Linked DNA regions of Homo sapiens: region 1 is linked to region 2. A link is an interaction called in ENCODE POLR2A ChIA-PET data of the cell type or tissue named here. Cell type or tissue: A673. All regions are shown on one strand. Region 1 overlaps LOC105374329 (a long non-coding RNA gene). Region 2 overlaps NCOA1 (nuclear receptor coactivator 1).

Region 1 (5,000 bases), 300 kb before region 2:
AAAATGGGAGTTTCCCTGTAGAAACTCTCTATTTGCCTGCTGCCATCCATGTAAGACGTTGACTTGCTCCTCCTTGCCTTCTGCCATAATTGTGAGGCATCCCCAGCCATGTAGAACTGTAAGTCCATTAAACCTCTTTCCTGTATAAATTACCCAGTCTCAGGTATGTCTTTATTAGCAGCTTGAAAACAGACTAATACATGTGAATATATTGGTATAGATATAGGTATTATTATGGCTATACTGGAGACATATATGTAGTTTTTTATATGGATGAAAAAGTCTGGAAAAATACATCTCAACAAGTTAACCGTGGTCATCACTGGGTGGTGATGTTATCGGTGTTTAGTTTTTCTTTCTACTTCTCAAAATAAGGCCTTGATGGGTTGGTTTCTTTTCTGCTTTCACTTTAGCTGTAATAATTCTCCGAGACTATTAACTGTTTTCAAAGTCTATTTTCCCATTCGTTTAGGTAATAGGACCCTTAACTTTTAGCTGAATACAAGATGACCAGAATAAAGACTACATTTTCCAGCCTCCCTTGAAACTAGCAAGAGCCGTGTGTCCCCCTTCTAGTTAATAGGATGCAATTAGAAATGTCACGTGCAATTTGGGGAAAGTGTCCTTGAATGGAAGATGCACTCTCCTTCCTTCCTTTTCTCCTTCTTGCTGATGAGGAGGCAGATTTAATGACTAGAAGTTGAGCAACCCTTTTGGACCAGAAGAATAAAAGTCACACCCTAGGGATGGCAAACTGAAAAGCTGGAAGAGGCCTGGGTTCATGACAATTCCGCAGACCTTGCCAAACTGGCCTTAGACTTCTCATCTCCAGATGTTTTACATGAGGGCAACATATACGTTTAAGGAATGATTAATTTGGGTTTTATGTTATAGACAAATCAAATCCTAACTGGTGTGAAATTAGTGTATAATTCATATTTTCCTTTGCTTCAGTAGTGAAGAATTTGTATTATATGCTCTTCCCCAGACACGCTTAACATAATTTCTGTAAGTGAACTGTCAAGCTTTAATTCTTATGCAGTTTTAAGATTGTTAAATCTTGCATATCTCTAGTTCAATGAAAACATTAGCATATGTTTACCAGAACACACATAAAAAAATGTTCATGGCACAATCCATTTGTAATAGCAACAATTTATTAAACCACTGATAAACATGGTTAAATAAATTGTGGTACAGTCCTGCTATTGAGTGTTACACAATGGTGAAAATGAATAGAGTATGATCTCAACATTATTGATCAACCTTAGCAATATAGTATTGAGCTAAAAGAACAAGTCCTAGAAGACAACATATAATACATTCAAAACAAATAAAACTAGTATACTGTTTAGGCCCACGCAAATGTGCAATGAAATTTAAAGAAGAGCAATGTATGATAAAAACAAAATTTAAAAGAATAGTTACTACTGAGAAGAATGTTGGGGTCTGGTATGGGATGGAACAGGTAGGTCGATGTATGTCATGGAGAGTTTTTGGCTTTTGGGTTGAGAGGTGGGGTTATGAGTGGTTTCTTGTATTATTATAACACATACAACGAAAATAAATGAAATGAGGTTTATTTAAAAACCAATGGGCCAGTCATAGCCCTTGATTCATGACACACTATTAATATGAATCAGAACTGTGATTAATCCAGTTTTGTGCTTCTGAAGTTCATAAAACAATCATACCACTTAGGAAGCTGCCTATTATGCAGGCCTGGTTTTATTTCTATAAATCAGGCAACAAGGATGGATGTGTTTCTATTTGTGTACCCAACTGTTTCCCTAACCAGGTTTTTAAAAATAAACTTTTAATTTTAGAATACTTTTAGATTTACAGAAAAGTTGCAAAGATAGGACAGAGTTCCTGTAACAACCCCCACCAACACCACTTCCCCTGCTGTTAACACCTTGCATTACTGTAGTACATTTGTTCCCACTAATGAACCAATGTTGATACATTATCATTACCCCTACCAGATTTCAGGCTTCCTGAGAGCACAGTCCATGCATTTTAGCATTCCCCATTTTGCATCTAGTCAGTATTCTGCATGTGTTGAATTGATGAGGAAATAAACTTTTTAAATGACCAAATTTTCTGCAATAAGAAGCTCCATATTTTATAATAATTTATAATTTGCTTTAAGTAGCTTTAGCTGCTTTGAGATAGAACCCTGAGCTAAGTTGGGTTTAATGTTCTTAAAAGTCATTGTTTCTGAATTATTTACCAACAGTCTCATTAGAATGAGCACGGGAAGCCAAATGCTGAACTGGGTATTTTTTTTTTCCTCCCTAAGTTTCTTTTCTAAATCAGGTCACGGAAAATGGATGCTATTTCTTTAAATAATATAACCAAGCTGATCCCTGGATTACAATTAGGTTACGTAACTTGCTTATGAGCTGCTTTTCATTAAAACTTGCAGTGGGCAATGGGGCTTTACGTTTCAGAGCAAAGCCGGGGAGAACAATCCTGCCGAAAGCCAGAACACATGCGGTGTCAGTGGCAGAGACTGCAAGAATTTCGGCACGAGATTGAGTTCAATGTAGGCGACTCCTTTTCTCTTTAAATCCTTAAAACATCCTTTGTCCTACCAAACTTGCTGGTTCCAAATACGTCTAAAACGTACATGCTGAGTGCCCACCCCATGAGGGAAGATCGCGTGGCCAGTCCCCAGAAGGCTGAGGAATGAGGAGCCCTCCAGGGAGAACATTATCAAGTTTCTGCAGAACCATAGCTCAGTTTTATTTCTTGCAGAACACACATTACTAGGAAACATTTTAAAGATGTGGACTAGGGAGGTAACAAAAACCTAGTTCCAGCCTATAACCATATATTTGCAAATAAGCATTTCATGGGTACGAAAATCAAAGTTTAGGGTGTCAGATCAGGTAGAAAACAAGAGGCATGGTGTCAAAACCCAAAGAAAAGAAGTCTGAAGAGAGTTGGGATGAGGGTTCATCAAAAAATACAAACATCTGTTCTGAAAAATGGAGAGAAAGCCAGCTTTCCCTAGAAAGGAAGTTGTTCGTTGCTGTTATACAGGATACTCACCACAGGATGAGAGACTTTTTTTTTTTTTTTTGAGACAGAGTCTTGCTCTTGTCACCCAGGCTGGAGTGGTGCAGTGCGCAATCTTGGCTCACTGCAACCTCTGCCTCCCGGGTTCAAGCCATTCTCCTGCCTCAGCCTCCTGAGTAGCTGGGATTACAGGCGTGCGCCACCACGCCTGGCTAATTTTTGTATTTTTAGTAGAGATGGGGTTTCACCATGTTGACCAGGCTGGTCTTGAACTCCTGACCTCATGATCCCCCCACCTCGGCCTCCCAAAGTGCTGGGATTACAGGTGTGAGCCACCAAACCTAGCCTTTTTTTTTTTTTGAGACAGAGTCTGCTCTTGTCGCCCAAGCTGGAGTGTAGTGGCATGATCTCAGCTCATTGCAACCTCTGCCTCCCGGTTCAAGTGACTCTCATGCCTCAGCCTCCTGAGTAGCTGGGATTATAGGTGCATACCACGCTGCCTGGCTAATTTTTGTATTTTTAGTAGAGATGGGGGGGGGGGTTTCACCATGTTGGCCAGGCTGGTCTTGTACCCCTGAACTCAAGTGATCCGTCTGCCTCAGCCTCCAAAGTGCTGGGATTACAGGTGTGAGCCACTGTGCCTGGCCAGGATGAGAGCATTTTTGATACTCATATTAAGACTGCCTCCTAGAAGATGATAACTGCTGGAAATAAAAGTTTTACAATTAGAGTAAGCAAAGTTATCAGAGAATGGGACAAAACACTCTTTTTTTTTTTTTTTGAGATGGAGTCTTGCTCTGTCGCCCAGGCTGGAGAGCAGTGGCACGATCTCGGCTCACTGCAAGCTCTGCCTCCCGGGTTCACGCCATTCTCCTGCCTCAGCCTCCCGAGTAGCTGGGACTACAGGTGCCCACCACCACGCCCGGCTAATTTTTTGTATTTTTAGCAGAGATGAGGTTTCACCATGTTAGCCAGGATGGTCTCAATCTCCTGACCTTGTGATCCGCCCGACTCGGACTCCCAAAATGCTGGGATTACAGGCTTGAGCTACTGCGCCCGGCCGACAAAACACTCTTGACAATAAATTAATGGGGGAGAGCTCTGCTGGAGATTGAAGCAGAACAGGACCATGAGAAGAAAGGACAGTTTAATGCCAAAATTCTACCAAATACAAAATTCTTTTTTGAAATGGAATGATTGCATAGCGATAAAAATAGCAATCAGGAACAATTAAATGAACTTGGAGCCCTTCATGTACTTGAAGAAACACCTGTAATTTACTATATGGGAACAGCCAAAAGGATAATTATTTAAGCAGCTAAATTAAGGCTTGTTTCTTAACTTTTGATAAATGTGATCTCTTACAAATTCTCAAAGTAGAGAAGGATATTTTATTATACAGCTGTCTAAAATATTGGTTAAAGAGAACTCTTTTGTTTTAACTTATAGTTAACTTTTTTAAAAAATTATGGTTAACTTTTAACTTTCAACTACCAATAGTTCATATTTATAGTTGACTTTTGTAAGTTTTTAAACTGAAAAATAAACTTTTAACTATCAATATGACCAATGTAAATGTGAACTATATGCTTGGATGCAAAGCAGTTCATTAATTCTAATGGTATTGCACATTAATCTTGGCTTCAACACAGTCCAAAACTTGCCTAAGCCCTGTTGGTTGCTGGGGAGTTTTTGATTCTTGTGTATGTGTCTAATTTACTAATGAACCTTGGTGTCATTTAGGGCTGAACCAAGAGCATCTGAACGGGTCTGGCCGATCCCAGGCAGCTGGGGAAGGACACCTCGGTGTACTGAGCAGAGCTGGAAGAACACCAGCGCTGGGATGAGTCAGATACTCTCAGAGTGTGTAGTGAGTCAGAATCAGTGCCCCCACTCCCCTAGCTGTAGCAAAAAAACAAAAAATAAAAAGGAAAAGAAAAAAGGAAGGTATTAAAGGACACACCACAAACCCCCTC
Region 2 (5,000 bases):
CATGATGAAAACTAAAGTGATATTTTCACCAGACCTGCTCCTCTGGGTTACTTTTTCCCATTTCAGTAAATGACAATTCCATTTTCCACTTGTCCAGAAGAAAAGTCTTTCTCTTTCTCACATCCCACATCCAACACATCAGCAAATCATGTCAGCTTCTTAGCACCTCTCTCTTCTTACCTATTCCACATGTGCACCTTAATGCAAGCCACAATCATCTTTTCCCTGGGCCATTCCAGTAGCTTCCTCTCCTGCTTCCACCCTTGCTGCACCATCATTTAATCTCCACATGGGTAGCCAGAGCCATGCTTTTAACACATGAGGCAGAGTATGTCCGTCCTTTACGCACAACTCATCCAGTAGCTCCCCATCTTACTCAAAATACAGAATAGGGCCCGTAAAACCCCACATCATCTTGTTCCTGGATACCTCTCTGATCCCATCTGTTATTCTCACCGCTCACTCTGCCACAATGGCTTCCTTTTATCCTTCTGCTCCTCAGATGTGCGAAGTACACTGCAAACTCAGGATGTTTGCATTTTTTAATCTCTCTGCTGGAATGTTCTTCCCTCAGTGGCCACATGGCTTGTCTCTCACAGTTCAAGTCTTTCCTTAAATGTCACTTTATTAGACACAGACATTAAATGTGACCTTATTACACTTCCCTGACCACCATTTCTGAAATAATAGCATTTTCTACCCCTGGCGCCTCCTTTCCATTCTTTACTTTTTTCATAGTGATTAACACTTGACATACTGTGTGATAGTCTATTTATTTGTGATTTTTCTTCTCCATCTAGAATATGAGCATCATAAGAGCAAGGACTTTATTTTGTATTACTTCTGTTTCTCCATACTCTGGAACAGGGAGGCCCTTCATATACATCTATCAAACAAATGAGTACAAATACTCCCTAAGTCAACATCTTGGATTCAGATTCAAATATGGGTATAGGTTTTCGTTGTATTTTAGTAGTTTTTGCAAACTTTGACTTTCCAAATCATTTGGGAAAGAAAACAGTTACCACCAACTCTTTAAACACTCACACTTGCTCATTTGGTTCATGTGCAAAAGCTTATTAGTCATCATAAGCCTTGTGTATTAGCGTATATCACCTGGAGACAGTGACCACTCACTGTCTCTGTCACACAACACAAGATACCATGAGGAACACTGAAAAACAACCCCTGCTGCCAAATAACGAAGAGTCTAGTTGGTGAGGGGGCAGGTCAGAGAGAATTAAAACATGAAACAGTCAGAGAACCATTAAGTAGAATGATGTAATAGAGTTCAGAGGTAGTGTAACATGATTCTTTTTCATTATCTCTCTGGTGGCAAGAGAAAGAAATGGTTAAACAAACCTGTGGGTCCTGGAACTGGGTAGTGCTTCTGTGTAAGGCTGGTTGATGGGAGAATCCCATTGCTTATTAGCATTTTAAAGGATAAGAAGTCCTGTTGTTTAACCTTTTGTTTCTCAGACTTATTTGACCAGGGACTCCCCTGCTTGTTAATACCTGTAATATCTGTGGAACCCACTCTGGGCCAGAGTATTCATCCTTCTCTTTTTCCCATCATTTAGTGACTACCAAATACCTAGTGCTACCCTGAGAAAACTGTGATAGCTGCTACAAAGCAGGCAGGAAAGCAGAGTGAGGAAGAGGGCCTGTGAATGTTGGACTTTAGGTGTCAGTGGACCCAGACGTCTTTCTAGGACCTAGGACAGTGATTGCAGCTGCAGAAGAGCTTGGTCTCCTTCCCTTAATGGGAGATGCTAAAATGGAACTATTGGCAGGAGCAGTTTGAAAGAACTTAAACTAATATACAGTCCCAAATATTAATTTGAAAGGAAATTAAGCTCTAAATTTTTTTCAATAAGTATGACATCATTGCAGTCCTTGAAGTTTCCACATGCATTAACTTACATAGCCTTGCTCCTCCGCAGTGGTGACTTATGTATCAATTGACAAATGAGTACTGTCTTAGGCAGAAATGTTCTCATTAGAAAATAGGCATAGAGGCTGGGTGCAATGGCTGATGCCTGTAATCCCAGCACTTTGGGAGGCCGAGGCAGGTTGATCATCTGAGGTCAGGAGGTTGAGACCAGCCTGACCAACATGGCAAAACCCCATCTCTACTAAAAAAAAAAAAAAAAAAAAAAAGAATACAAAATTAGCTGGGCGTGATGGCACACGCCTGTAATCCTAGCTACTCGGGAGGCTGAGGCAGGAGAATCACTTGAACCCAGGAGGCAGAGGTTACGGTGAGCTGAGTTTGCGCCATTGCACTCCAGCCTGGGCAACAAGAGTAAAACTCCCATCTCCAAAAACAAAAGAAAATAGACATAGATTAGTAGGCTTTTTTCTCACCTTTAGTTGTAGGATCACTGCCCCATAAGCATACACACTGTGCAGACATTAATGGTCCACAGGTGTATTACTGACTATTTCCTAGGCATATAATTTTCTGTGGGCATTTTTGTTTTATAATTACTTGGGGGAAAATTCTGTACTTTTCTTCAGACATGATAAATAGGCTGTTTATTGGCCTGTCAATTCAGTATGATTACCTTAGTCTACTGGAAACTGTAAATGTCAGTATATCCTTCTTAACACTAAGAGCTAGCGAGGAATAGATAAACTATTGATGGGGAAAATTATTTCTAAAATCAAATTCTATAGAATTAATATTAAAATAGGTGGAATTTTACCAGCAGTTTATTGTTAACAATTAATATATAGTCATAAAATATTTGATGTTTATAGAACTTAGGAAAGACAGAATTAATATCATTATCCTTTAGATGTGCATATCTGTATCAATGAAAATTTTCAGGGTTCAAATACAAAGTGTCAAGTTGAATTCCCATGGAGTTTATTGCTTACTATTCTACTTCCTAATAGAGACTGATTTTACATTTGAGATCTTTGGTGTAACAACAGTCCAGAACTTGGCCATGAAGAAGGAAGTCAGTAAAACAGGCTCTCTGAAAAACATAACTGCTTATGTATTTTGCTTCCTAGAAAAGACATGAAGCTATGTTGAGGCCTGATAAGACCTTGGAAGTCTTTAAAAGGATTAAATTTGCCACCTAAAAACATTTGGTTGTATACATCTGGCTTCCTCTTAATTTGTAGCATATTGAAAGCGACCAGAAGATAAAACCTTGAGAAGTGACAACAAGCTATAGGATATTGAATAAAGGGTCTCAAATTTTAGTATGCATGAATAGTTAAAGATGGACCTTTCTATACCCACCCCTGGAAAATGTGATTCACCAGGGCTTGAGTAAAACCTGGGAGTCTCAATTGCCAGTGAGTCCCAGGGTATTCTCTTGTAGATGGTCTCTGCACTACACTTCAAAAAATGTATGCCACTTCACTGGCACAGATACAGTAAACCATTTAATAGAAAACAATCTGAACTGCACCATTTGACAGCACCGAATAATAATCCATGCCATAATTCATTTATTCATCAGGTATTTACTGAGTGCCTGCTATATGTCACATATTAATAGAGATGAGAAATAAGTGGAACAAGATACCATCACTCCCCTGAAGTATTAAGTCTAAGAGGCTCTACAAGCAAACACAATATAAGGATGCTGTCTTTGAATCATTCATTCGTGTGTTAATTCATTCAGTGAACATTTATTGAAGATATATATATATATGTATATATATGCCAGACACTTTGCTCAAATAGGACATTCTCTGTTTAGATAGGTAAATGTCAGTTACCTAGAAGATTTACTTACATGGAAAACTTCCTTTCTTAATTATTTAGATGATTGTAGCCTAGCATCTCTGATATTGTGCCAGATAATTGTTATTTAAAATGAGCTCTTTTCAGTTATTTAATCCCTTATGTAGACTTCAGAATGTATCTGAATTATATTAATTTTTATATATTTTAAGAAGTTACAGTCATACATGCAATTTAAGGATGTAACATATTTTATTTGGAAACAGAATCTAGTCATATATCCCCTTGTTCATGATCAGTGGATGTAATCTGGATTGTTTTTGAGTTTACAGTGTGTTCAGTCAAGCTGTCCAGAACCAGCCCACGCCTGCACAGCCAGGAGTATACAACAACATGAGCATCACCGTTTCCATGGCAGGTGGAAATACGAATGTTCAGAACATGAACCCAATGATGGCCCAGATGCAGATGAGCTCTTTGCAGATGCCAGGAATGAACACTGTGTGCCCTGAGCAGGTAAGTGGCACACTCGCCACACACATGCCACACCACATCACAGTTAATTCTGAGGAAAATCAGGTATGTTGACAGTTACTCATCAGAAATAGCCACACTTCTTTATTCTTTCCCACTAACTTTTAATAATTACTGGCTCTTAAGATATACAATGAAAAATTTTGACAGACTTTTTTTTTTTTTTTTTTTTTTGAGATGGAGTCTCACTTTGTCACCCAAGCTGGAGTACAGTGGTGCAATTACAGCTCACTGCAGCCTTGACTGCCCAGGCTCAAGGGATCCTCCCACCTCAGACTCCTAAGTAGCTGGGACTGCAAGCACATGTCACCCTGCCCAGCTAATTTTTTTACTATTTGCAGAAACAAGGTCTCACTATGTTGCCCAGGCTGGGCTTGAACTCCTGGGCTCAAGCAATCCTCCTATCCCAGCCTCCCAAAGTGCTGGGATTACAGGTGTGAGCCACTACTCCTGGCCTTGACAGACTTTATAAATAAGATTTCAGTTTCATGAGATTTTAGTGTTTTAGATTTATAAAACAGTACATGGCTGGGTGTGGTGGCTTATGCCTATAATCCGAGCACTTTGGGAGGCCAAGGCAGATGGATCACAAGGTCAGGAGTTCGAGACCAGCCTGGCCAACATGGTGAAACCCTGTCTCTACTAAAAAAAAAACAAACAAAAATTAGCTGTGCGTGGTGGCATGCACCTGTAATCCCAGCTCCTTGGGAGGCTGAGGCATGAGAATTGCTTGAACCCAGGAGTTGGAGGTTGCAGTGAG

Evidence for each region. ChIA-PET counts read pairs that join two places held together with the same protein. Peaks named below come from ENCODE experiments on the same cell type or tissue, not always from the same donor. Only the 100,000 strongest peaks of a DNase experiment are listed, where the experiment ranks them.
Region 1: POLR2A ChIA-PET joins it to region 2 with 5 read pairs; 3 of 35 experiments call an interaction of 5 or more read pairs at or near these places.

What each region holds. Positions count from the first base shown.
Region 1 is chr2:24,451,954-24,456,953 of GRCh38, forward strand. All of the region lies in intron 2 of LOC105374329 (a long non-coding RNA gene), which reads left to right. Among named protein-coding and RNA genes, the nearest start is that of NCOA1, 37 kb to the right of the region's middle. In A673, no CTCF peak of the experiment used is centred here; DNase peaks (open chromatin) are centred at 2,438 and 4,858; H3K4me3 peaks cover 1,261 bases; H3K27ac peaks cover 840 bases.
Region 2 is chr2:24,753,935-24,758,934 of GRCh38, forward strand. It overlaps NCOA1 (nuclear receptor coactivator 1), which reads left to right. Exons shown (of 23, transcript NM_003743.5): 21 at 4,039-4,222. Among named protein-coding and RNA genes, the nearest start is that of PTRHD1, 37 kb to the right of the region's middle. In A673, no CTCF peak of the experiment used is centred here; no DNase peak of the experiment used is centred here.